4 separate regions of the Homo sapiens genome follow, and all the other regions are linked to region 1. A link is a loop called in an ENCODE intact Hi-C map of the cell type or tissue named here. Cell type or tissue: PC-9. All regions are shown on one strand. Links, peaks and the distances in the headings refer to the core of each region. The heading gives the core; the rest is flanking DNA.

Region 1 (6,022 bases), core at 345-5,344:
GTCATCTCCAAGCACATGAATTACATAAAAATAGGCTTTAAGGCTTAGAGAGATGAAACTTGGCATCAGAGGTCCCTGAGGAACGGCCACTGCAGCTTGACACCACTTTGAGCCAGGAAAACTTAGTCTTGGCCACTTAGAGTAGGCACTTAACTTTGAACGATTGGAATTTTCAAACAACCAGGTTCTAGGCAACCACTTGGTTAAAACCTTGTTATACAAGCCCAAATAACAGGAGTCAGCCAAGACCACCCTGACTTGAAGAAGATTCTCCATCGTGAAACAGTTATCACTGAGCAATCTTAAAATCCACCAGCATAACCAGATACCAGCTGCAAGCCAATGCCTACCACAGCCGTCCCTAGACAAGGTCTCCCACCCATTCTGCAGGGATTCCAAAAGTGCAGAGAACGGGGCAGGGGGCTAGCTCTGCCATTTTGACCCCTCCAGCATGTTCCTTGGGGAAAAAGCCAGAATACGGGTGTGCATTCTGCCATGACATCAACGTAGAGGGACGCAGATGTCAGATCTTCTGGCAAGACATACTCAGGTCAAGGTCAGGCCTAGGAAGACAATGAAGACTTCTTTACTCATTTCTGATGCCAGAGCCTCTGAAAAACTGGACTCTGTAATATTCTTGGTCCCTTGAAATGCTGGTGCTATGGATGACATAAACAAGACAATCCACACCATTTCTTGTACCAGAGCCCCACTTCCAGCCATCATAGCTCTGTTCATCAAGGTTGAGTCCTAAATCCACGAACTACCCACTGGCCACAGTTTGCATCCCAATTCTGGAGACATAGTACAAAGCCTAATGTATGTCAGTCTACCTCTCTATCCCCCATCTTTGTTGAAAGTGTGGCCAGACGCAGTGCTAGGATTCACACCTGTAATCCTAGCACTTTGGTAGGCCGAGGCAGGTAAATCACTTGACGTCAGGAGTTTGAGACCAGTCTGGCCAACATGGTAAAGCCCTGCCTCTACAAAAATGCAAAAATTAGCCCCGTGTGGTGGCGGGCACCTGCAGTCCCAGCTACTTAGGAGGCTGAGGCAGGAGAATCACTTGAACCCGGGAGGCAGAGGTTGCAGTGAACCACTGCACTCCAGCCTGGGAAACAGAGCAAGACTTCATCTCAAAACAAAAAACAATAAGTGGGCCAGTCCTCAGAGGCATCCTACCACCGCTACACACAAGACTGATTTTCAGCTGGAATCCACTGTATTTAGTTGGTGCCTGTATAGTTATACTTACTGAATAATTTTAACATCTCCCCTGGCTACATGCCATACAGTCAGCATAACTCATTCTCCTATCTTGCTTCTGATGAGTCTTTCTACTTTGTTATTATTATTATTTTTTTTTAGATAGAGTCGCACTCTGTCACCCAGGCTAGAGTGCAGTGGCATGGTCTTGGCTCACTGCAACCTCCACTTCCCAAGTTCAAGCAATTCTCATGCCTCAGCCTCTGAGTAGCTGGGATTACAGGCAGGCACCAACACGCCTGGCTAATTTTTGTATTTTTAGTAGAGACGGGGTTTTGCCATGTTGCCCAGACTGGTCTTGAACTCCTGGCCTCAAGTGCTGTGCCCACCTCGGCCTCCCAAAGTGCTGGTATTACAGGTGTGAGCCACCATGCCCGGCTTACTTTGTTATTCTTTATATGACCCAGAACACACTTTCTGCAGTAAGTACAGATTCTCAAGCACCATGAATTGCCTCCTCTGTACAGGCACTGGGCAAGGCCTGGGAACATCACAGAGAATACCCAAAGTCCCTAAGAATTCTCAGGGGTTCCCCGGTTATCACTAGCCCGCGGGACCTCGCCACCGACATGCTTGTTTTATCAAGCTGAAGCAGGTATCTGACACATCAAAGGAAAATCAACTATGGATGGTGGAGCCTCAGGCAGCCAAAGAGATGATTACAGAATGGAGACATCATCTGGGTCTCCTCACCCTTTTTGTCACATGACCTTGCTGAAATCAGGAAGAGCACCTTTCGATTCCTGTGAAGTTGCAGAGATGGCAAGTCCTGTTGCTTGCTGCCTTCAAACACCCCTGACTACACACTCAACCCAGTGGAGCCATCACTGCCTGTCCTGTGCCCCCACCAAGAAGGGGAATGAGATGAGGTCAGATTGATTAAAAATGTGCATGCCTTTTATTTTTTTGGCCTCCCCCTCCCCAGATTGTAGGGCTTCCCCTTGGCAGTTTTTTTTTGTTTGTTTGTTTGTTTGTTTTGTTTTGTTTTGTTTTTTGAGACAGAATTTCGCTCCTGTTGCCCAGGCTGGAGTACAATGGCGTGATCTTGGCTCACTGCAACCTCCACCTCCCAGGTTCAAGTGATTCTCCTGCCTCAGCCTCCCAAGTAGTGGAGATTACAGGTGTGCACCACCATGCCTGGCTAATTTTGTATTTTTAGTAGAGACCAGGTTTCACCATGTTGGTCAGGCTGGTCTCAAACTTCTGACCTCAGGTGATCCACCCTTCTCAATCTCCCAAAATGCTGGGATTACAGGCGTGAGCCACCACGCCCAGCCTCCCCTTGGCACTTTTAACTTCCAGGCTTACCCTTGGCCTTCATACTGGTCACTAAGCCAGCTCCAAGACCTGAGTGGCACCTGCTCCAGTCCAGTTCTGCCTTGGCCTGGCTTCTGCCCAATGCCTGTCCAGGGTGGGACCTAAGCTGCCTGGATATTATTTCCTCCTTCCGATAAAGGCATACCTGGGTGTGTTTACCACTGTCTCAGCTCAGAAGCATCTCAGACCAATTCCTTTCTATTTCACTCAAGACAGAATGTGGGAGTTTCCCCTCCACAACTGCACCACTGCCTGAGGTGTCTAGGGCCACACTTCCTTCTCTGAACTTGCTCATACCTGAGATGTTGAAAGGGCGGCTGTCCGAGGGATGAGCCACAGGAGGACTGCAAAGAGGCTCAGCACAGATGGTTGTCACTCCAGCAGGACAGTCAGGGGCGAAGTGCTGGCTGCCCTTATGAGAGTTCGTCGCTGGCACTGTGACAGACGAAATTCACTTGACGATTAAGGAGATGGTTTTATTCAAGCTAGTGCCATGAAGAGAATGCTCATTAATGAGGGACATCTCAAAGAAAAGGAAGGGGGCCTGGGATTTTGCAGACGAAGGTAAAAGAGGGAGGCATTGGCCAGGCGCGGTGGCTCATGCCTGTAATCCCAGCACTTTGGGAGGCCGAAGTGGGCAGATCACCTAAGGTCAGGAGTTTGAAACTAGCCTGGCCAACATGGTGAAACCTCGTCTCTACTAAAAATACAAAAAAAAAAAAATTAGCTAGGCATGGTGGTGCATGCCTGTAGTCCCAGCTACTGCGGAGGCTGAGGCAGGAGAATCGCTTGAACCCAGGAGGCAGAGGTTGCAGTGAGCTGAGATTGCGCCACTGCACTCCAGCCTGGATGACAGAGCCAGACTCTGTCTCAAAAAAAAAAAGAGGGAGGCACCCTGGAGTCTATGGGAGTCATGAGGCAGGATGAAGACCAGTCTTCTGGAAGAAACTGGGAGGGCAGTGTGGCCTTTTGCGGTCATCTGCTTTGCCATTTCTGAAACACAGAAAGGTAGAGACATTTCTTAATCATCACTGCTGAAGTTGTACAGTGCTCAGATAAAGTTCAATACTTGCCAAGTATGGTGGCTCATGCCTGTAATCCCAGCACTTTGGGAGGCCGAGGTGGGCGCATCACTTGAGGTCAAGAGTTCAAAGACCAGCCTGGCCAACATGGTGAAATCCCGTCTCTACTAAAAAAATACAAAAATTAGCCGGGTGTGGCGGCACACGCCTGTAATCCCAGCTACTCGGGAGGCTGAAGCAGGAGAATTGCTTGAACCTGTGAGGCAGAGGCTGCAGGGAGCTACGATCATAAGATCGTGCCACTGCACTCCAGCCTGGGCAGCAGAGTAAGATTCTATCTAAAAAAAAAAAAAAAAAAGTTTAATATTGTCAGTCCCAGCTCTTGTTCAAGATGAATATTCCCGATCACTGAAGAATTCAGACTGAAGAATGCAGGCACTGCCTGAGTGGGGTGAAGCAGGGCCTAATGAACAGACTCTCTTACATTCTTGTTGGTGCTGTTCCCGTGAAACCAGTTCAACCATCTGTTAAGAGGTGAGTTGTTTTAGGGTCCAGGAGAACAGGCATCTGTTTTTTTTTTTTCATTATTATACTTTAAGTTCTAGGGTATATGTGCACAACGTGCAGGTTTGTTACACAAGTATACACGGTCCATGTTGGTTTGCTGCACCCATCAACCCTAATTACATTAGGTATTTCTCCTAATGCTATCCCTCCCCCAGCCCTCTACCCCTCAGGCATCTTAAAAGAGGGATGTCTAAGCATGGTGAAATCCTGTCTCTACGAAAAATACAAAAATTAGCCGGGTATGGTGGAGGGCGACTGTAGTCCCAGCTACTCAGGAGGCTGAGGCAGGAGAATTGTTTGAACCCAGGAGGCAGAGGCTACAGTGGGCCGAGATCACACCACTGCACTCCAGCCTGGGCGACAGAGCAAGACTCCATCTCGAAAAAAAATAATAAAAAGTAAAAATATATATATATAAAGAGGGATGTCTAAAATAACGAAATAATAATATAAAAGTTACATTAAAGTAAAAGCCAGTAGTTGAATCTGAGAATTAGCTGGTTCAGTGAATTCCAAGAGGTTAGCAGAAGAAAATCTTCCAGCACCAGTTTTTGAGTTTCTTAAAGCTGTCAATGTCTTGTGATATTGTCCACAATCTTGGCACTTGTCACGAAAGGGCATACATGGCCTGAGCATTTTGCTGGGCTTCCTTAGTGGTCCAGGCAGCAGCTTGTCCAGGGAGAATTCATGGTATCCTGAAGGGCTGAGTCTTTCAAGGTTTATGCCAAATCGCTAAGCCTCAGCTTGTAGAACTCCTTCAGATTCTGGGAGAAAAGGCCAGCTGCAAGGCAACCCACAGTCCTGACAGGGATTTGGGCAGTCGGGTGTTAATTCTTGGTGATGCCAATTCAGGCTTGAGGAAGAAAAAATGTGAAAGTTAGTTTGGAGGACTGTAGTCAGATATTGAAGAAAACTGGAGAAATTGAAAACCTGGTAAGGATTGACAATTTGGGCAAGGCAACAGGATCTAATCAAATTTAAAGGTAGGTTCCCAAACTGGTTTTTCTATGAGGAGTAGGGAAAGGCAGCCAATTAAATCTCATCAGACAAGACAGAGTTTGCATAGTCATCAGCTACCTGCAGTGTGTAAAGAGGTCCAAGAAGACTCAAAGGCAATGCACAGGGCTGGAGTCTGATAACCAGAAGGGTGTGCTACATATTGAAACATAAAATTTCTCATTTTAGACACCTGTCTTTTGACAAAGATAATCTCAAAGAAAAATTTTTCATCATCACAAAATAAGGCTGGCCTTATTAGGTATAGTCTCACTATTTACACAGGAGCAGCAAGAATGGTACTTTAGCAGATAGGCCTCCTTAAACTTGCTTTGCTGGAAGCTTTAATAAGGTATCTCAGATTGGACGTTTGAAAGCCTCTTGAGACTAGGAAGCCACACCAAGAACTTGACATCCAAATTACTTCTGGTACCTATAAATATGAGCAAATTCCTCTCTTCTCAAGGACCCCTCAATATCCTACAGTTCACGGGCTTGCAAGGAAGTGACCTTCCTAACTTACGTGTAAGGCTGACAACTCTGTAAGTCAGAGGGCTGGCAAGCATTGGCTCCATAAAGTCAATCCTAGTTACTTTAATGTATCAGGTGATTTCTGATTAAATGAGCATCATTCTCAAACATGATATTTCAGGCAAAGTTTTGGGTGCATAATCAATATTTCCAATTATGTCCTGTTAATAAGGAAGGCAGATTCTCATTGAACCTATGCAAATAATCATATTGCCATAAAATTAAGAATACTTAATGAGAGTTTCTGAATTTTGGAGAGGTCAGGGAGGGAGAATAAGATATTTAAAAATGGTTTGTTTCTGGTTACCAAAGTCTGCCAAACT
Region 2 (6,022 bases), core at 348-5,347, 100 kb after region 1:
TACGAGTCCTGCCAGACCTGGAAACAGCTGTTTCTTGAAGGAGCGCTGTGAACTGCATTTTAAGATTTTTGTACTTTTGTTAATTAATTTAGACTGCTTCCATACAGTGTGATTATCTTCTTAGGCTGTGAGTACTTCTGTTAGATATTTATTTGCGGGGCCATGCTGCTAATACTAGCATGCATTTGAAGTCGTATTGCTAGTGTTAGACTACATTTGGAGGCGATTTTTTTTTTACTGGCAATTTACATGTTAGTATGCTGTTCACTCTAGTGCTCACAGGTTATACAGCATAACTGTTTGCCTTGTATTTACTGGTTTATGGTTTAATCGTTTAGACAAGCTTGACAAGCCTCCATCAAAACCTGTTCAACTTGTACCAAACTGTCTTACCCTTGTCTTTCCTGCCTTCTAAAGCTCAGCAAAGATGAATTGTATGATCAGCCATTTTGTGAGCAGATATTTCCATCAAGTAAGAGCCGGTCAGCATTCTAGCTGCATGCCTCCACTGATGCCAAGGAGTGTGGTTTTATCTTGTTGAGGATCTGTGATGTGTAAGAGGACACCACTACTAGATAACAAATGAGTACTACAGGATTTCAGAGGATAAAATGTGGTTTGGGTTAATAAGGCAAGGGTTGATAAAAGGAATAGGACTTAAGATGGGAGTTCCTAGTAGTTTAGAATTTACACAGGCAGAAAAGAGAGAAGGCATCCTAATGGCATATGACTGGGAACAAAGGTACAGGGGCAGGAATGAACATAACATGATTGGCAGCAATAAGGAGAGAATTTGAAAGTTGTGTGGCAGGTTGGGAGGTGACATTGTGCTAGAACAGGAGATCTAATAAGAGGAAGACTGGATAGTTAAGTCCAGAAGTTTGTCTTTATTTGATTAGCTAGAAGAAATCATTTTAAGCTCCCAAGCTGGAAATGCTGTTGATACACTTGTGTGTTGGGTAGATTTATTATGACAGAGCTTGAACAAAGGTGCTGGCTAGGAATCATTTCCAATTGTCCAGGTATGAATTAATGTAGCAGTGGGAATGAATAAAAGGAAATGAAACTAAGATAATCAGAAAAATATTTTTAAAAGCCTTTGAAGGCTTTTGAAGCCTGACATTGAAGTTGGGAAGATTTGGAGTAAAGAAGGAAAGGTTTAGAACTGGGCTGTCCAATATAGTAGCTACTAACCACATGTAATTAATTGAAATTAAATAATATTTATGATTCAACCCCACAGTCACACTAGACAAATTTCAGGTGCTCAGTAGCTATATGTGGCCAATCTCACCATAATGAACAGCACAGATACAGAACATGGAAATTTCTGTTAGACCTGGTTTAGAACTGGGTAACTGAAACAAAATAATGATGCCAAATTATAGAAATGAGGAAGCAGGGGGGTGGGGGTGATTTTATGGAGGGGGATGAGATTTGATTTGAGACACGTTGAGTTTATGGTAGCCCTTTAACGGAAGTTGTCCAGAGGCAACAGAAAATGCCTAACTAATTCAGGAGTAGACATGGAGGTGGGGTTAGTAGTCATGGTGGGAGCCATGAGATTGTATGGGCTTTCATTAGCAGGCTGTAGGCAACAGGTGAAGACCTCAGCCAGGCAAGAAATGGGAACAGTCAGAGAGATAGAAAGGAGAACATGAAAGGTTTTATTTTGGTTTTTTACAGCACTGTCAGGACACTTGAGTAGAAGACTCTATTTAGCCAAGAGGGAATCTTTGCTGGCCCGTTATTTCACTAGTGTGTTGGGAAATGGAATATGACTAGAGGAGAATGTGAGGTGGAAAGAAAGCCAGTGCATGCAGCTTGAGAGGAAGTAGAAGAGAGCGATGTGTTTGAGGGGGCGGAAGAGTCCAGTCAGAGGGCTTGTGCACATCTGAAGGGGAAATGCCTCTTGCTTGGCTGAGAGGTGTCTCTCTAATGGCGGGGAAGGAAGAAGCCAGAGACATGGAGATGAGCATAGGGAAGGCTGTGTGCAGAGAGCTGATGAGGGGGGTCTGCCTGCTCTGTGGCCCCTGGGCTCTCTGATGGGGACACTTTGTGAAGTCCTCAGGAGGAGGCTTATCAGCTTGGTAGTGTTTACATGTGGCTGAGAGTCTCCAAGTACTATCTTGAGTATTGAATTGAAACAACAAGGTATAAATTCTATATGTTTGTAGACCTATTTAGATATTCTGAATTTGGGGAAATATTTTGTTTTCTGTTTTTTGATTTAGCTTTTGGTTTTTCTGAGTGTCAAGAGCACCATCTGTAAAAGCTAACCCCTGTATGGAGTGGTATGACCCGAAATACTTCTCTTGAAATCTTTCAGCTTAAATAATGAACCTTTAGTCACACAGTCACTCGTATGGCTATTTTTCTTTGGTTTAAGGCGGTCATCACCAACCAGTGTGTGTTTGCACTCTGGAGTCAGTTTACCTGAGCACATGCTCTGCTCCGACTGAAATACCTTCTGTAATCTGCGATGGTCATTTAGTTAGGATACATGTCTGAAAACTGTCTTTGGCCTGAAAGTTTGAACTGTTCAGTGTTGGAGTTTTGAAAAAGCAATCATGTTTGGTTTGTTTGTTTGGTTTTTTGTTTTTGCAGGTATGAATCTCCAGAAATAGCTCTAAATTGTGGAATAATGTTAAGAGAATGCATCAGACATGAACCACTTGCAAAAATCATTTTGTGGTCGGAACAGTTTTATGATTTCTTCAGATATGTCGAAATGTCAACATTTGACATAGCTTCAGATGCATTTGCCACATTCAAGGTAACAAAAACTGTAGAATTCTAAATATCCTTGAAAGTCAGAGGTGTGCTGTTTTTCTAAACCTTCATTGCCCTCCTAAATCTACACGTGGCTGCCCTCTAGTGGGAAGAGAAAGATACATTTTGTATATGTTTGTGTGATAGAGGTATATGCAGTAAAGTCACAGCTTTAAAAGGGTGGAAAAGTTAGATTCTAAAGTCTATCTAAAAGACAAAAGTCCTGTGTGGTCAAAATTCTACTTTGCTGTTAAATTATAATTAAGTATGGTATACTGTACAGCATATGTAACAACCAGGTTTTCTCCTGTGTTTGAAACATTGTGTAGCAGTTTCTTTGGTTAAGCACCAGATGAAGTAGTTGGCTTCTGTTCAGGTTTATGTTAATTTGGAATATACACTTCATGAAATATTAGGACCACATTCAGGACAGAGATACTCACATTGTGGACAGGCCCGAGGAAACAGTGGATTCACCTCTCCCATCTCTGCTCACACTGGATCATGTCGATTAAATGTAGAGCGTGGACAGAATCACCCACACTATTCAAATCATAATGTATCTTCCCCGCTCCCCCATCTACCTTTCCTCCCTTGGTGTATATTTGTATAAATTAAATACATACATGATGTGACAGCACTGTACAACGTGCAGATTCTTGTTTTGAGTTACAAGGTTCTATGCTGTTTACAATCTATGAATAAAGCAGGAGTCTTTTACAATGAGAGCAAGCGTTTGTAGGTTACATTCCCTTATATAAATTGCCTAACCTTATGAATAAATATTTAGAACTGTTTTAATATAAACCAATACTTGCCAGGCGCAGTGGCTCGTGCCTGTAATCCCAGCACTTTAAGAGGCTGAGGCGGGCGGATGACCTGAGGTCGGGAGTTCGAGACCAGCCTCACCAACATGGAGAAACCCCGTCTCTACTAAAAATATAAAATCAGCCGGGCGTAGTGGCGCATGCCTGTAATCACAGCTACTCGGGAGGCTGAGGCAGGAGAATCGCTTGAACCCAGGAGACGGAGGTTGTGGTAACCCGAGAATCACACCATTGCACTCCAGCCTGGGCAACAAAAGCGAAACTCCATCTCAAAAAAAAAAAAAATGTATACACGCACACACACACACAGCCCAAAGAAAATACATATATACACACCAGTATTTAGCATACTGATATGCAGACGACCATGCTCAGAAACCATGAACACTATCACAGTGAGAAGTGGCCACCTTTCTTCTGAGGGTTCATTTTCATGATTATGAAAAGCCCCTGAAATAATGAGCACACACTTTGGTCTCTGGGTGAAATATGTCCCACCTCAGAGTGAATGAATGCCCTAAAGATAGGATGAAACCTGGGGACCTGATCATTAGGGTTTTACCTTGAATGAGAATCAGGTCATAAGGCCCCCAGGGATTTATTGAATGAGAATCAGGTCATAGTATGAGAGCTCCCCAGGAATTTATTTCCCAAAACTCTTAAAGAGGGAGTTGAAAGCCTCAGGTGAGGACCCAGATATTTGTATGTAGGTGTACAAAGCAAAACAAAATGAATTTGAGATTATAACATAGAGTGATCAATATGATGTCTTAGGTGTCACCACAGTTGGTGGGCTAGGACTCATGCTTATAATGCATCGGTGGAAGGGTATGTCCCATTCAGAAGTAGCAGACCTGCCATGAAGGGCGGTGTAGCAGCACCATGTGTCAAAGAGAGATTCCCCTGTGTGGAAGGACAGCCAGGAGCCTGAGGGTGGCAGTACTCTGGCCACATGAGGGTGAAGGAAGAGGATTGAGCAGCAGTGGTGTGGGAGAATGCAGCAAGACCCCTGACCCCGTCAGGATGTGGTTGACATGCTTCTGGCACAGATGGCAAAGGTGGCTCAGAGGTGAGAGAGATGTACTGACTATGTGCTGGAAATGGGATTTGCAGTGAGTCTCGTCTGGCCTGGCTGATAATTTCATTTCAGTTAGGGTTACTTCTTTTGATAATTCTCACCAAGGAGAAAATGGCAGTGATGGATCGCTATGGGTAAAGCAGCCCTATCAGGTCATGGTGGCCAGAGAGGGAGACTGGGCAGCCAGGCAGGTCACCCCTACTTGATAAAGAGGAAGCTTCATAAAACAAGGTAGTGTCCTAAGGGTGAGCTCTGGAAGAGAGAGCACTGGGGAGCTGGCCTGGACTGTGCATCTCAGGTGCTCCTTATTGCATGGAAAGGAAGGAGCTGAGAGGAGAGGCCCCCCAAAAGAGGGTTCTCCAAGAAACAAAATTAAGCAGAGTCTACAGCCAAGACAACATGTGAAAGAGAGGACAGACCTCCCATCATAATTTCAGGGTAGCTAAACTAGCAGACAGGTGGAAGTCACCTTCCTACTCCTCCCTGAAAGAAACTCCAGTCAGGGAAGAAAGGAAGACCAGCAGGAACAGCCTTACAGCTGCACACCAGAGGCGCTGACAAGGAGGGACACGTTGCTGCTCCTCTCCTGTCTTGCTGCTAGTCTCCTGTTTGCAGAGCATATTCTTATAATGGAAAAGAAGAATAGATCTATGGTTCATGCTTTCCTTTGAGAATGTGGCAAGAGCGCCCTCCCAGAAAACGTGCTCTGCACACAAAAATTTCCAAACATGTGGCTCATCCATAGCCCTGGAACAGGTGCTGAGTCTTTAAAGGAAATTAGAACTGCTCTAGGCCAGGCATGGTGGCTCACGCCTGTAATCCCACCACTTTGGGAGGCTGAGGTGGGTGGATCACCTGAGGTCAGGAGTTTGAGACCAGCCTGGCCAACATGATGAAACCCCGTCTCTACTGAAAATACAAAAAATTAGTTGTGGTGACATGCGCCTATAGTCTCAGCTACTCAGGAGGCTGAGGCATAAGAATCCCTTGAACCTGGGAGGCAGAGGTTGCAGTGAGCCGAGATCACTCCACTGCACTCCACCCTGGGCGACGGAGTGGGACTCTGTTTAAAAAAAAAAAAATGCTCTAAATATGTCCAAAATTCATAGCTTGAATAAATGGATGCTCAGATAGTAAACCAGATGGCCAAATATTTGTAAATTTTTTTTTCTTTTTTGAGGAATTAAGGAGATGGAGAGGGGCATTAGAAAGCCAAAAATGTTTCCAATGTTCTAGAATAAAAGAAGGTAGCCTCACCAGACTGTGCCTGTGTAAGGTTCTAGAAAGTATGTCTAAAGAGATGGTTTCTGCCACTCAAAACCACACAACTACATGGAAACTGAAC
Region 3 (6,022 bases), core at 320-5,319, 87 kb after region 1:
GTACTTTTGTATCACTACTTTTTATCAGCAATTGCCTCTAGTGACAGTAAAATAGTGCACTGATAGGTACCGTGGGAATATTGGATTTAAGTCAAGAGAGTTAATACGAAACCTCCTGAGGTTTTGGTGATCTCTGAAAAGGCCATTTGTACTAATGTTTAGCTTACTAATTGCTTATTTTCCCACCCTGTTTTATTTTTTAATGGGAAAGCAGGCAGTGAAAAATCTCATAGCCTTAGTGCTACTTGAAGAGGTTATTATGGACTCTATCCTTAAAAATTTGAAGTCCTGTTACACGTTACTTAACAACAGGGATACATTCCAAAAAATGCATCATTAGGCGATTTCTTCCAGCCTGTTGCTCCTAGGCTACAAATCTGTGTAGCTTGTTACTATAGCGAATACTGTAGGCAGTTGGAACACAATGGCAAGTATTTGTTTATCTAAACATAGAAAAGGTACAGCAAAAATATGGTATTGTATCTGTGGGACCACAGTTGTCTCTGTGGTCTGCTGTTGACCAAGACGTTATGTGGTGCGTGACTATAGTTACCTATGTCCTCACCCTGGGAGGGAAAGTTTAGTTTCTGATACTGTTATTAGTGAGGTGAGCATTAGGTGTGAACTTTGGGATACTGGTTACTACTTAAGTTGATCCTAACACTTAAATATTTTAACTTTAAAAAATTATTAAATGTAATTAAAGATGAAGTTGTTATCATTTGATCATATGTGGAAGTCAGGCTCCATAGTTTAGAATTAATATGCCTGGCCCCATGGGACATAGGGACTTCACCTCTCAACTCAGAGCCTTGATCTGAGAAGCTTTGCCAAGCCCCAGACCCTTTCCTCTGTGCTGTGCTCTTTTGGAGCCTCCACACTCCCACCACATACGGCTGCTCTGTACAGCCACACAGGATGAAGCACTTCTCAGAAGCCATAAGGAAACAGCTAAGAACTGAAACAAAACTCTGTACCTCCCTCCCAGACGAGTCAGCAGTAAGGGATGATCCGCATCTCTTTCTAGGCAAGTGAGTGGGCTTGTTATAAAGGGGGGCTGTTCTCTTATGCCTTTCTTCTTGACCATGATCTATAAAACAGTTGGCTACTTTTAATAAAGCAGTCTGCCCATGAAAAGTAATATGAGGCTAACTGGTACATAGAAATGTAGCATCTGTGTCTTGGAACACCATGTTCAACTGAGGAAACTTCCCAGACAATTCAGTCAGTTAACAAAATCATCAGGTCATTCCATGTGTAAATTGCCATCATAAGCGCTTTCCAAAGCCCTTGAATGTGTTAGGGAGATGAGAGGTATGTGTGAAAGGTTATAGCACTTACAAGGTCAGCAACTGAAATAAGGTCACAGCTGCTGTAGGCATCAGAGGAGGAGAGAGTCATGGGAGGGAGGAGAGTCTTCCTGGATGCAGGAGCTCTTAAGAGTGGAAAGAAGGAGTGTGAGCATTCAGGCTTTTATGTTAGCTTGAGTAGAGACAGAGATGTCCAGGGTGAGAGAAGGAATGTAGATGACAGGGCAAAAGAGAATTGAAGACCTTTATTTGGAGTTTGAGATCTTAAAGAAATGGAATGGGTCTTAGGGGTCATCTGGTCCAGTTCCCTTAATTATCGGATGGTCCAGTAAGACCCAACAGGTTTCCATGAGGCCACAGAACTGGCACAATTGCACAGGGGGTACCTGAGTCAAAGCTAACCTCCTTTTTGTTTGGGAGCCCTTTCTCCAGTGCACAGAGAGAGCCATCAGCCTTGGAACTAAGTAGGATGCCCCTTACCTGTGAAGAAAAGGCAAAAAGATTATTGATGAACTTATCAGACTTACAGAATGGTTTAGAAGAGTGCCTTTCACCCAGCCTCCCTAAATGTTAACGTCTTTTATAACCACAGGGCAATGATCAAAATCCAAAAAATAACATTGGTATAATACTATTAACTAATGCACAGGCCTTTTTCAAGTTTCATCAGTTGTCCTACTCATGTCCTTTTTCTGAACCAAAATCTAATTCAGGATCACACGTTACATGTAAGGAGTCGTAACATCTCCCTAGGTCTCCTTTAATCTGAAACAGTTCCTCAGTCTTTCTTATGACTTTTATGACCCTTGGTACTTCTGAGAAATACTAGTCAGCTATTTTATAGAGTGTCCCTTGATTTAGGTTTGCCTGATGTTTCTTCATGATTCAATGTCGATTATGCATTTGCAAGAATACCACAGAAGTGAAGTACCCTTTTCATTGCATCAGTTCAGGAGGCAGTGATGTCAATAGTCTCATTACTGATGATGGTCAGTAACATCATTTGGTTAAGGTGGTGTCTACTGGAAAATTACTATTTTTCCTTTTGTCATTAATAAGTATCTTGGAGCCAGGCTCAGTGGCTCATGCCTGTAATCCCAACACTTTGAGAGGCTGAGGGGGCTGATAACTCGAGCTCAGGAGTTTGAGACCAGCCTGACCAACATAATGAGACCCCATTGCTACAGAAAATTTAAAACGTGGTCAGACATGGTGGTGTGTACCTGTAGTCCCAGCTACTCGGGAGGCTGAGGTGGGAGGATCACTTGAGCCTGGGAGGTCAAGGCTGCAGTGAGACATAATTGCACCACGGCATTCCACCTGGGCAACAGAGCTGGACCTGATCTCAAAAAAAAAAAAATTATCTCGGGGGAACTGAGCATCTCTTCTAAAAGTTTCTCAGGTGATTCTGAGTGTGTTGACAAGTTTGAGATAGGATGCAGAAATACATCAAGATGTAGTGAAGAAGTTGAGAATGTTTTAATTAGAAAGTCTTATGTTAATATAGGAGGAGTGAAGCTAGATGTTCAGATAAAGGAGTAAAGAGAGACTAATGGCTCTTGAGGAAAGTGGAGCCGTCTTGAAATATGTGCTGCTGGGAGTTACTGGTTGGAAATCAGCCCGGTTTAAAGGATTGTTTCTGAGCTGCTTTGAAGTCGAATGACATGGTGTATTGGTGAACCGAATGTGCACAAGTTCCATCACTTTTTCTACAGTGCTCAGAAATTTGGGAGCTCAAGTAGAGAAAGATTTGAATAAAGCACATTTAAGATTATGTAGGGGAGCCAAGAGACCTTGAGCTGCTCGCATGAGTGGCACTGAAATGTGCAGGCTTGGCAGGACCTGGAATGTGGTCATTAAGGGTTCAGTGGATTAGGTGACATGATGATTCAGCAGCTTGAAAAGGATACAGTGTTTGGAGGAGCTGTAAGTGTGAATACCTTACTCAGTAGGTGTGAGGGGACCAATGGGGTGGTAGGAGATGAGAAGGATGTGGTTACAAGGGCAGAGAATATATTGACACAATGCCTGCAGGCCAGAGGTGGGGCCCTAGGCATAGTCCCTAATGCAAGCTGCTATGAAGGGAACCAAGTCAAAACTAAACAAGAACAACCAAGGTTTTGTGTTTTGTTTTGTTTTTTTCCTTCTTGAAACACAGTCTCGCTCTGTCACCCAGGCTGGAGTGCAGTGGCTCAATCTCGGCTCACTGCAACCTCTGTCTCCAAGGTTCAAGATAGTCTCGTGACTCAGCCTCCCAAGTAGCCAGGGCTACAGGCTCATGCCACTGCACCCAGCTAATTTTTGCATTTTTTAGTAGAGACGGGGTTTCACCAAGTTGGCCAGGTTGGTCTCGAACTCCTGACCTCAGGTGGTCCGCCCGGCTCGGCCTCTGAAAGTGCTAGGATTACAGGCATGAGCCACCACTCCCGGCCACAACCAAGTTTATCTGTTGTGTGTGTGTCATCTTCAGTTAGTAAATACTTGCTAAATTGCCTTCTCTTGTGAAACACTTATTAAAATTTTCTGATCATCTTTTGGTAATATTTGGATATATTTTTCAAGCTTTTTGTTTAATCAGCTTATAATTGTCCATGGTTATTTGGTTATTTGTTAGAAATCTTTAAAATGTGGGAGGGGGGATGTCTCGTGGGGAGGGCTGAAAAAGGAGAAATGGAAGAAGAAATCAATGAGTACCAACATAATGATCATTTTGATCTATATAATTTACCTCATCTTTTTTTTTCTTTTTTAAATAAAAGTAGAATGTGAATTGTGAGAAAAAATATTCAAGCAAGTCTGAAATGGAGCAAATACTCTTCTTACTCCACCCCACAGGTAGACGACCATACTGAGTTTGATGTGTATTCTCCCAGAGTATTTTCTCTGTGAGACCATAGGGAATTACGTTGTAAATTGAGCACAAGGCAAATCACAACCAAACTTAACCTTTGAAAACCCTTTAATTGTCCATACAGAGCAGTAAACAGTGTGGCCGTACTGTGACTCAAGATTTCCAACACCGCAAGTATTTCCTCCAACATTGAAACAGACTGCTGTTTCTTTCTTTCTTTCTTTCTTTCTTTTTTTTTTTTTTTTTTTGAGAAGAAGGGAGTCTCCCTCTCTGTCGCCCAGGCTGGAGTGCAGTGGTGGCTCACTGCAAGCTCCGCCTCCTGGGTTCACGCCATTCTCCTGCCTCAGCCTCCTGAGTAGCTGGCACTACAGGCGCTGACCACCACGCCTGGCTAATTTTTTGTTTTTGTTTTTGTTTTTGTTTTTAGTAGAGACGGGGTTTCACCATGTTAGCCAGGATGGTCTCGATCTCCTGACCTCGTGATTCGCCCGCCTCGGCCTCCAAGGTGTTGGGATTACAGGCGTGAGCCACTGCGCCCGGCCCAGACTGCTCTTTCTTTAGTGGAGCACCAGATGCAGTAGTTGGCTTTCATTGGGCTCAGCTTGGGGACTTGTCCACACTATGAGCTGTGTGTGCACACTGAGACCCAAGCTCTGGACATATGCTCATTAAGTGAAATGGCCAGCATTGAATCACTCAGCCAGTCTCTTTCCTTGTTCAGTGCTGTAACTCTTTGTTAGGAAGACATCTGCTTGTAATTCTTTAGCTGGCTCCCTTCCTTTGAACTGCAGTTATTTTTTCACATCTCAGGTGATTTATTTCGTTGCCCGTTCTTAGAGGGAAGTCTGTTCTTGTCTAGTTTTGTTTTGTTTTGTTTTGTTTTGTTTTGTTTTGTTTGTTTTGAGACAGGGTCTTGCTCTCGCTCTGCCATCCAGGCAGTGGATGAAGTGCAGTGGCACCATCTCGGCTCAGTTCAACCTCTGCACCACTCCCCACCCCCACCCCCCAGGCTCAAGCAATCCTCCCACCTCAGCCTCCCAAGTAGCTGGGACCATAGGCATGCACCACTATGCCCAGCTAATTTTTTGTATTTTTAGGAGAGATAGGGTCTCTCACCATGTTTTTCAGGCTGGTCTCGAACTCCTGAGCTCAAGCCATCCATCTGCCTTGGCCTCCCAAAGTGCTGGGATTACAGGCATGAGCCACTGTGGCCTGCCTCAATTAAACACTTTTAAGGAATCCCTTGACTTCATGGTATGATAACATCACATTTCTCTACATCCATTTGTAATCTGAATTTTAAACCCTGTGATCAGGAATGCTGATTTTCAGCCATTCATCAATAATGTATGAAGCATTTTAAGCAACAGCAATGTCTTAGTCATATTTATGTTATGAAAAGATAATTCTAGGTGTGATGTGGAGAATGCATCCCCATTAGGCCCCCTGCAATCCAAAGAAACCAGTCAGTACACGATATATTAATCTAGGCAAGAGTTATGGGAACTTTGATTTGGGTGGTGATGGTAGACGGGGATAAATGGATGGATTTGGGAGTCAGTGATGAGTTAGCTATTGGGGCGAGGTGAAGAGGGGAGAGTTGAAGATGACTCCTAAATTTCTGACGTGTAGTAACATCATCAGTGGTATCATTACATGAAACGGAACAAGGCAGGATATCAGGCACTAGGGCGAGATCTTGAGTTCTATTTTAGATGTATTCGATTTGAGGTACCTTGAGACATTACGAGTGGAGACATTTTGAGAAGGCTGCCCAGTGGTACTGATAAGGCCTGGGAGAAAAGAACTGGATTAGAGATAGGAATCTATGAGGCATCTGCATTTAACTGTTAATTAAAGC
Region 4 (6,022 bases), core at 498-5,497, 77 kb before region 1:
CCAGCCCGGGTCGGGCGCGGTGGCTCACGCCTGTAATCCCAGCACTTTGGGAGGACGAGGCGGGCAGATCACCTGAGGTCAGGAGTTTGAGACCAGCCTGACCAACATGAAGAAACCCAGTTTCTATTAAAAATACAAAATTAGCCGGGTGTGGTGGCACAGGCCTGTAATCCCAGCGACTCTGGAGGCTGAGGCAGGAGAATTGCTTGAACCCAGGAGGCGGAGGTTGCAGTGAGCCGAGATCGTGCCATTGCACTCCAGCCTGGGCGACAGAGTGAGACTCCGTCTCAAAAAAAAAAAAAAAAAAAGAAAGGCAGCCTGGGCTGCAGATCAGATCTGGAAGCCACTGAAGCCTCGGGGGTGGCTGACGTTGCCTGGGAGGGTGAGTGGGCAAGAGGAGCTGTGTGAGTGACTACACCCTGTGCTTCTCAAACTTGAGCGCACAGCTCACTCACCTGGAGGGCTTCTCAAAACACAGATTGTGGGGCCCCGCCCCCTAAGTCTCAGATTCAGTACATCTGGTTCGAGGCCAAAGAATTTGCATTTCTTTCAAGTTCCCAAAGAAGAAGGTACATCTGGAGTCTAGTCAAGTTTTGAGAAAAGGGCTTTTCATTACAAGCAGAGTGTAACCAGGAAAGATGGCTCCTTGTACCCACCAGAGGAATAAAAACATCTTTTAAGAAAAGTCTAAGATTCTGACATTTTGGTTACAAAGTCAAGAAATAAGCTCCACCTAAAAAAAATCATCATCATTGGCCGGGCGCAGTGGCTCACGCCTGTAGTCCCAGCACTTTGGAAGGCTGAGGTGGGTGGATCACGAGGTCATGAGATTGAGACCATCCTGGCTAACACTGTGAAACCCCGTCTCTATTAAAAAATACAAAAAATTAGCCGGGCATGGTGGCGGACGCCTGTAGTCCCAGCTACTCAGCTACTCGGGAGGCTGAGGCAGGAGAATGGTGTGAACCTGGGAGGCAGAGCTTACAGTGAGCAGAGCTTGCGCCACTGCACCCCAGCCTGGGCGACAGAGCGAGACTCCATCTCAAAAAAAAAAAAAAAAAAAATTCATCATCATGAGATGCATCCATTTCACTGGCATTAGTCATCTGAGACTATCTAATGCAGAGCAATAAATTCTTTCCATGATGCTGGATATCTCTTGGACCTCCCTGTAAATAATTTTTTTTTTTCTTCTTGAGATGGAGTTTCACTCTGTCACCAAGGTGGGAGTGCAGTGGCGAGATCTCGGCTCACTGCAACCTCCCCCTTCTGGGTTCAAGCAATTCTCCTGCCTCAGCCTCCAGAGTCGCTGGGATTACAGGCACCAGTCACCATGACTGGCTAATTTTTTTTCGTATTTTTAGTAGAAAGGGGGTTTCACTACATTGGCCAGGCTGATCTCGAACTCCTGACCTCAGGTGATCTGCCTGCCTCGGCCTCCCAAAGTGCTAGGATTACAGGCATGAGCCACCGCACCTGGCCCCTGTAAATAATTTTTTTTTTTTTTTTGAGATGGAGTCTCGCTCTGTCACCCAGGCTAGAGTGCAGTGGCGCAGTCTCAGCTCACTGCCAGCTCCGCCTCCCGGGTTCATGCCATTCTCCTGCCTCAGCCTCCCGAGTAGCTGGGACTACAGGTGCCGGCCACCATGCCCAGCTAATTTTTTTTGTATTTTTAGTAGAGACATGGTTTCACCATGTTAGCCAGGATGGTATCAATCACCTGACCCCATGATCCACCTGCCTCGGCCTCCCAAAGTGCTGGGATTACAGGCATGAGCCACCACGCCCGGCCCCTGTAAATAATTTTTAAAGAGGCAACCTCGATGGGCACTGATCAGTGAAACAGAGGTCATTAGAGCGCTTGCTATCTGAAGGCGGAAATCCTCCATCCACTGGGCAACACTAGCCCTTGACTTAATTTCATTACAATGAAGGTGAATTTGGCTCTGGTCACTATCGCTCCAGCTCAGAAAGTATTCTGGCTGCAGTGAGCCCTGGAAGAGACAGATCTGAAAATTTACTGAGGTTAGAATCAAGGCACCTTGGAGTCAGGCAGCCATTGGTTGGATTTCTAAAACTGTCATTTACTTTGAGTGGCCTAGGGCACATTACTTTCATTTTTGTGAGTGTGTGTGGTTTTTGTTTTGTTTTGTTTTGTTTTTTTGAAATGGAGTCTCATTCAGTTGCCCAGGCTAGAGTGTCATCGTGCTACCTCAGCTCACTGCAACATCCACCTCCTGGGTTCAAGCAATTCTCCTGCCTCAGCCTCCCAAGTAGCTGGGATTACAGGTGCACACCACCACGCCCAGCTAATTTTTGTATTTTTAGTAGAGATGGGGTTTCTCCATGTTGGTCACGCTGGTCTCAAACTCCTGACCTCAGGTGAGTCGCCCACCTCGGCCTCCCAGAGTGCTGGGATTAGAGGTGTGAGTCACCACACCTGGCCTAGGGTACATTACTTTCTGCATGCTTGTTTCCTTATATGAGAATATAAATAACTATAGCATTTTTCTGAAAGATAAATTTTTAAAAGTATGTGAAAAGAACAGAATTCTTGGCCTGTGGTAAGTACTCTATAAATGGTAACTATTTTTGCCATTATTTCCATTTTCACTGTTGTTTGGAGAAGAAATGAAAAGTTGAAGAGAGTGTTTAATCAGTTCATAAAGTTGCCAGGGGACTTTAACAGCTCACAAGAGTAAAATGCTAAAAGAGAAAATCTCCAAGCCTTAGGGAAGAAGCTTAAGGGAGTTACACAGGAAGTTTAATGCCCTTTATATTTGTGTGTAATAAACACACATCATAAGAAAGGAATTCCCTTAGCCGGGCGGGGTGGCTCACGCCTGTAATCCCAGCACTTTGGGAGACCGAGGCGGGCGGATCATCTGAGGTCAGGAGTTCAAGACCAGCCTGGCCAATATGGTGAAACTTTGTCTCCACTAAAAACACAAAAATTAGCCGGGCGTGATGGCACATGCCCATAATCCCAGCTACTAAGGACGCTGAGGCAGGAGAATCTCTTGAGCCCGGGTGGTGGAGGTTGCAGTGAGCTGAGATGGCGCCACTGCACTCAAGCCTGGGTGACAGAGCGAGACTCCGTCTGGAAAAAAAAGAAAAAAGAAAAAAAAATCATTTCATTTCCAAACTTATAAATAACTGGCAACAAGTATTTTTGCAGAAAGCACTAGAGCAAAGTACTCTCCATCACAGCTGAAAAAGGGTTTTATTTAACTTGGAACAGCTGCAGGCACAGAGACTGAAATGTTCCTGCCATTGAACATTGAGTTAGGGAGTTCCCAGCTACACAGGGCAGGGCAGCATCTCTGTAGGACACCTGGAACCAAATGGGCTGAACTGGAACAGAATGAAAGAGAAATCCAGGTGGGACCAGAGAAGTAACTATTCCAAAGCCCTGCTCAGGTGAGTTTTGACTCAAGAAGAATCAGAAATCAGAAGTTCATCTTGGGGCTTCCTATATCTATTAATTTTCTGTTGTCTTTTTTTTTTTTTTTTTTGAGACAGAGTCTCACTCTGTCACCCAGGCTGGAGTGCGTGATCTCAGCTCACCGCAACCTCCGCCTCCCGGGTTCAAGCAATCCTCCCACCTCAGCGTCCCAAGTAGCTGGAGCTACAGGTGCCTGCCACCATGCCCAGCTAATTTTTGTATTTTTAGTAGAGACAAGGTTTCACCATGTTGGCCAGGATGGTCTTGAACTCCTGGCCTCAAGTGATCTGCCCACTTCAGCTTCCCAAAGTGCTGGGATTACAGACATGAGCCACTGCGCCTGGACTTGTTGTCTTAAACTCTTAAGTTAGAGAACTTTCCAGGTCATGGCTAAGACAGACATATTGACCAGAGACACCATCAAAACACTTGCAGCCCAAACTGTGAAGTCATTTCAATATGACACCCAGTGACTCCTTTTGCAATTGTCATTCTCAACCCATTTACACTCTTTCTTCTTATAAGAAGAGATTTTTTGGCTGGCTGCAGTGGCTCACACCTGTAATCCCAGCACTTTAGGAGGCCGAGGCAGGCAGATTTCTTGAGTCCAGGAGCTCAACACCATCCTGGACAACATGGCAAAACCCTGTCTCTACAAAAAATACAAAAATTAGCTTGGCATGGCAGTTCACAACTGTGGCCCAGCTACTCAGGAGGCTGAGGTGGGAGGATTGCTTGAGGCTGGGAGGCAGGTTTCAGTGAGCTGTGATCATGCCACTGCACTCCAGTCTGGTCAAAAGAGTGAAGCCCAGAAGAAAGAGAAAGAGAAGAAAAGAGAAGGAAGAGAAGGGAAGGGAAAGGAAAGGAAAGGAGAAGGAAGAGAGAGAGAGAGAAAGGAAAGAAAGAGAGAGAAAGAGAAGGGAGGGAGGGAGGGAAGGAAGGAGGGACGGAGGGAGGTAAGGAAGGAAGGAAGGAAATGAAGGGGAAACAAAGGAAGAAAGAAAGGGAAAGGAAAGGAAGAGAGAGAAAGAAAAAAAGAGAAAGGAAAGGGAGGGGAGGGGAGGGGAGAGGAGAGGAGGGGAGAGGACGGGAGGGGAGGGGAGGGGAGAAGAGAAGAGAAGAGAAGAGAAGAGAAGAGAAGAGAAGAGAAGAGAAGAGAAGAGAAGAGAAGAGAAGAGAAGGTCACTTCCAAGATGGCCAAATAGCAACAGCTCCAGTCTGCAGCCCCTAGCGAGATCAATGCAGAAGACGGTTGATGTCTGCATTTCCAACTGAGGTACCTGGTTCATCTCACTGGGACTGGTTGGACAGTGGATACAGCCCATGGAGGGTGAGCTGATGCAGGGCAGGGTGTCGCCTCACCTGGGAAGTGCAAGGGGTTGGGGGATTTCTCCTTCCTAGCCAAGGGAAGCCATATGACAGACTGTACCTGGAGAAATGGTATACTTCTGACCAAATACTGCACTATGCCCACAGTCCTAGCAACTGGCAAACCAGCAGATACCCTCCCATGCCTGGCTCAGCGGGTCCCATGCCAACAGAGCCTTGCTCACTGCTAGCACAACAGTGTGAGATCAACCTGCGATGCTGTAGCTGGACGAGCGGAGGGGAGTCCGTCATTGCTGAGGCTTGACTAGCTCACAGTATAAACAAAGAGGCCTGGAAACATGAACCGGGCGGAGCCCACCTCAGCTCAGCAAGGCCTACTGCCTCTATAGATTCCACCTCCGGGGGCATGGCATAATAGAACAAAAGGCAGCAGACAGCTTCTGCAGGCTTAAATGTCCCTGTGTGACAGCTCTGAAGAAAGCAGTGGTTCTCACAGCATGGCATTTGAACACCAAGAACAGACAGACTACCTCCTCAGTTAGGTCCCTGACCCCCATGTAGCCTGACTGGGGAACACCTCCCAGTAGGGGCCAACAGACACCTCAAACAGGCGGGTGCCCCTCTGGGACAAAGCTTCCAGAGGAAGGATCAGGCAGCAATATTTGCTGTTCTGCAGCCTCTGCTGGTGATACCCAGGCAAACAGGGCCTGGAGTGGACCTCCAGCAAACTCCAACACACCTGCAGCTGAGGGGTCTGATTGTTAGAAGGAAAACTAACAAATGAAAAAAATAGCATCAACATCAACACAAAGGACATGCACACCAAAACCCCATCTGTAGGTCACCAACATCAAAGACCAAAGGTAGATAAAACCACAAAGATGGGGAGAAACCAGAGCAAAAAAGCTAAAAATTCCAAAAAACAGAGCGCCTCTTCTCCTCCAAAGGATCGCAGCTCCTCGCTAGCAAGGGAACAAAACTGGACAGGGAATGATTTTGAAGAGTTGACAGAAGTAGGCTTTAGAAGGTCAGTAATAACAAACTTCTCCAAGCTAAAGGAGCGTGTTCTAACCCATTGCAAGGAAGCTAAAAACCTTGAAAAAAGGTTAGATGAATGGCTAACTAGAATAAATACTAGAGAATACCTTAAATGACCTGATGGAGCTGAAAACCATGGCACGAGAACTTCGTGATGCATGCACAAGCTTCAATAGCTGATTCGATCAAATGGAAGAAAGGATATCAGTG

The links. Hi-C counts contacts between places; a loop is a spot of excess contacts. Peaks named below come from ENCODE experiments on the same cell type or tissue, not always from the same donor. Only the 100,000 strongest peaks of a DNase experiment are listed, where the experiment ranks them.
Region 2: it touches region 1 in a loop (4-fold over the local background); 6 of 110 quality-filtered maps call a loop at or near these places.
Region 3: a loop joins it to region 1, with 5 times the contacts of the local background. A loop is called at or near these places in 5 of 110 quality-filtered maps.
Region 4: it touches region 1 in a loop (8-fold over the local background); 3 of 110 quality-filtered maps call a loop at or near these places.

Annotation. Positions count from the first base shown.
Region 1 is chr2:230,691,671-230,697,692 of GRCh38, forward strand. It overlaps LOC124907996 (formin-like protein 16), which reads right to left. Exons shown (of 4, transcript XM_047446832.1): 2 at 4,633-5,025; 3 at 2,881-3,576. LINC01907 (long intergenic non-protein coding RNA 1907) reads right to left here. Exons shown (of 4, transcript NR_040038.1): 2 at 4,633-5,025; 3 at 2,881-3,576; 4 at 1-563. Among named protein-coding and RNA genes, the nearest start is that of LINC01907, 5.8 kb to the right of the region's middle. In PC-9, for the core only: no CTCF peak of the experiment used is centred there; DNase peaks (open chromatin) are centred at 2,761, 3,541, 4,101 and 5,191; H3K27ac peaks cover 4,484 bases.
Region 2 is chr2:230,796,122-230,802,143 of GRCh38, forward strand. CAB39 (calcium binding protein 39) reads left to right here. Exons shown (of 9, transcript NM_016289.4): 5 at 2,608-2,776. Among named protein-coding and RNA genes, the nearest start is that of ITM2C, 66 kb to the right of the region's middle. In PC-9, for the core only: a CTCF peak has its summit at 2,882 (motif pointing left); DNase peaks (open chromatin) are centred at 530 and 2,770; H3K27ac peaks cover 2,299 bases.
Region 3 is chr2:230,778,424-230,784,445 of GRCh38, forward strand. All of the region lies in intron 2 of CAB39 (calcium binding protein 39), which reads left to right. Among named protein-coding and RNA genes, the nearest start is that of CAB39, 69 kb to the left of the region's middle. In PC-9, for the core only: no CTCF peak of the experiment used is centred there; DNase peaks (open chromatin) are centred at 388 and 3,258; H3K4me3 peaks cover 391 bases; H3K27ac peaks cover 4,106 bases.
Region 4 is chr2:230,614,632-230,620,653 of GRCh38, forward strand. No RefSeq gene overlaps it. Among named protein-coding and RNA genes, the nearest start is that of LINC01907, 83 kb to the right of the region's middle. RefSeq lists an enhancer at 555-674. In PC-9, for the core only: no CTCF peak of the experiment used is centred there; DNase peaks (open chromatin) are centred at 2,442 and 2,760; H3K27ac peaks cover 2,284 bases.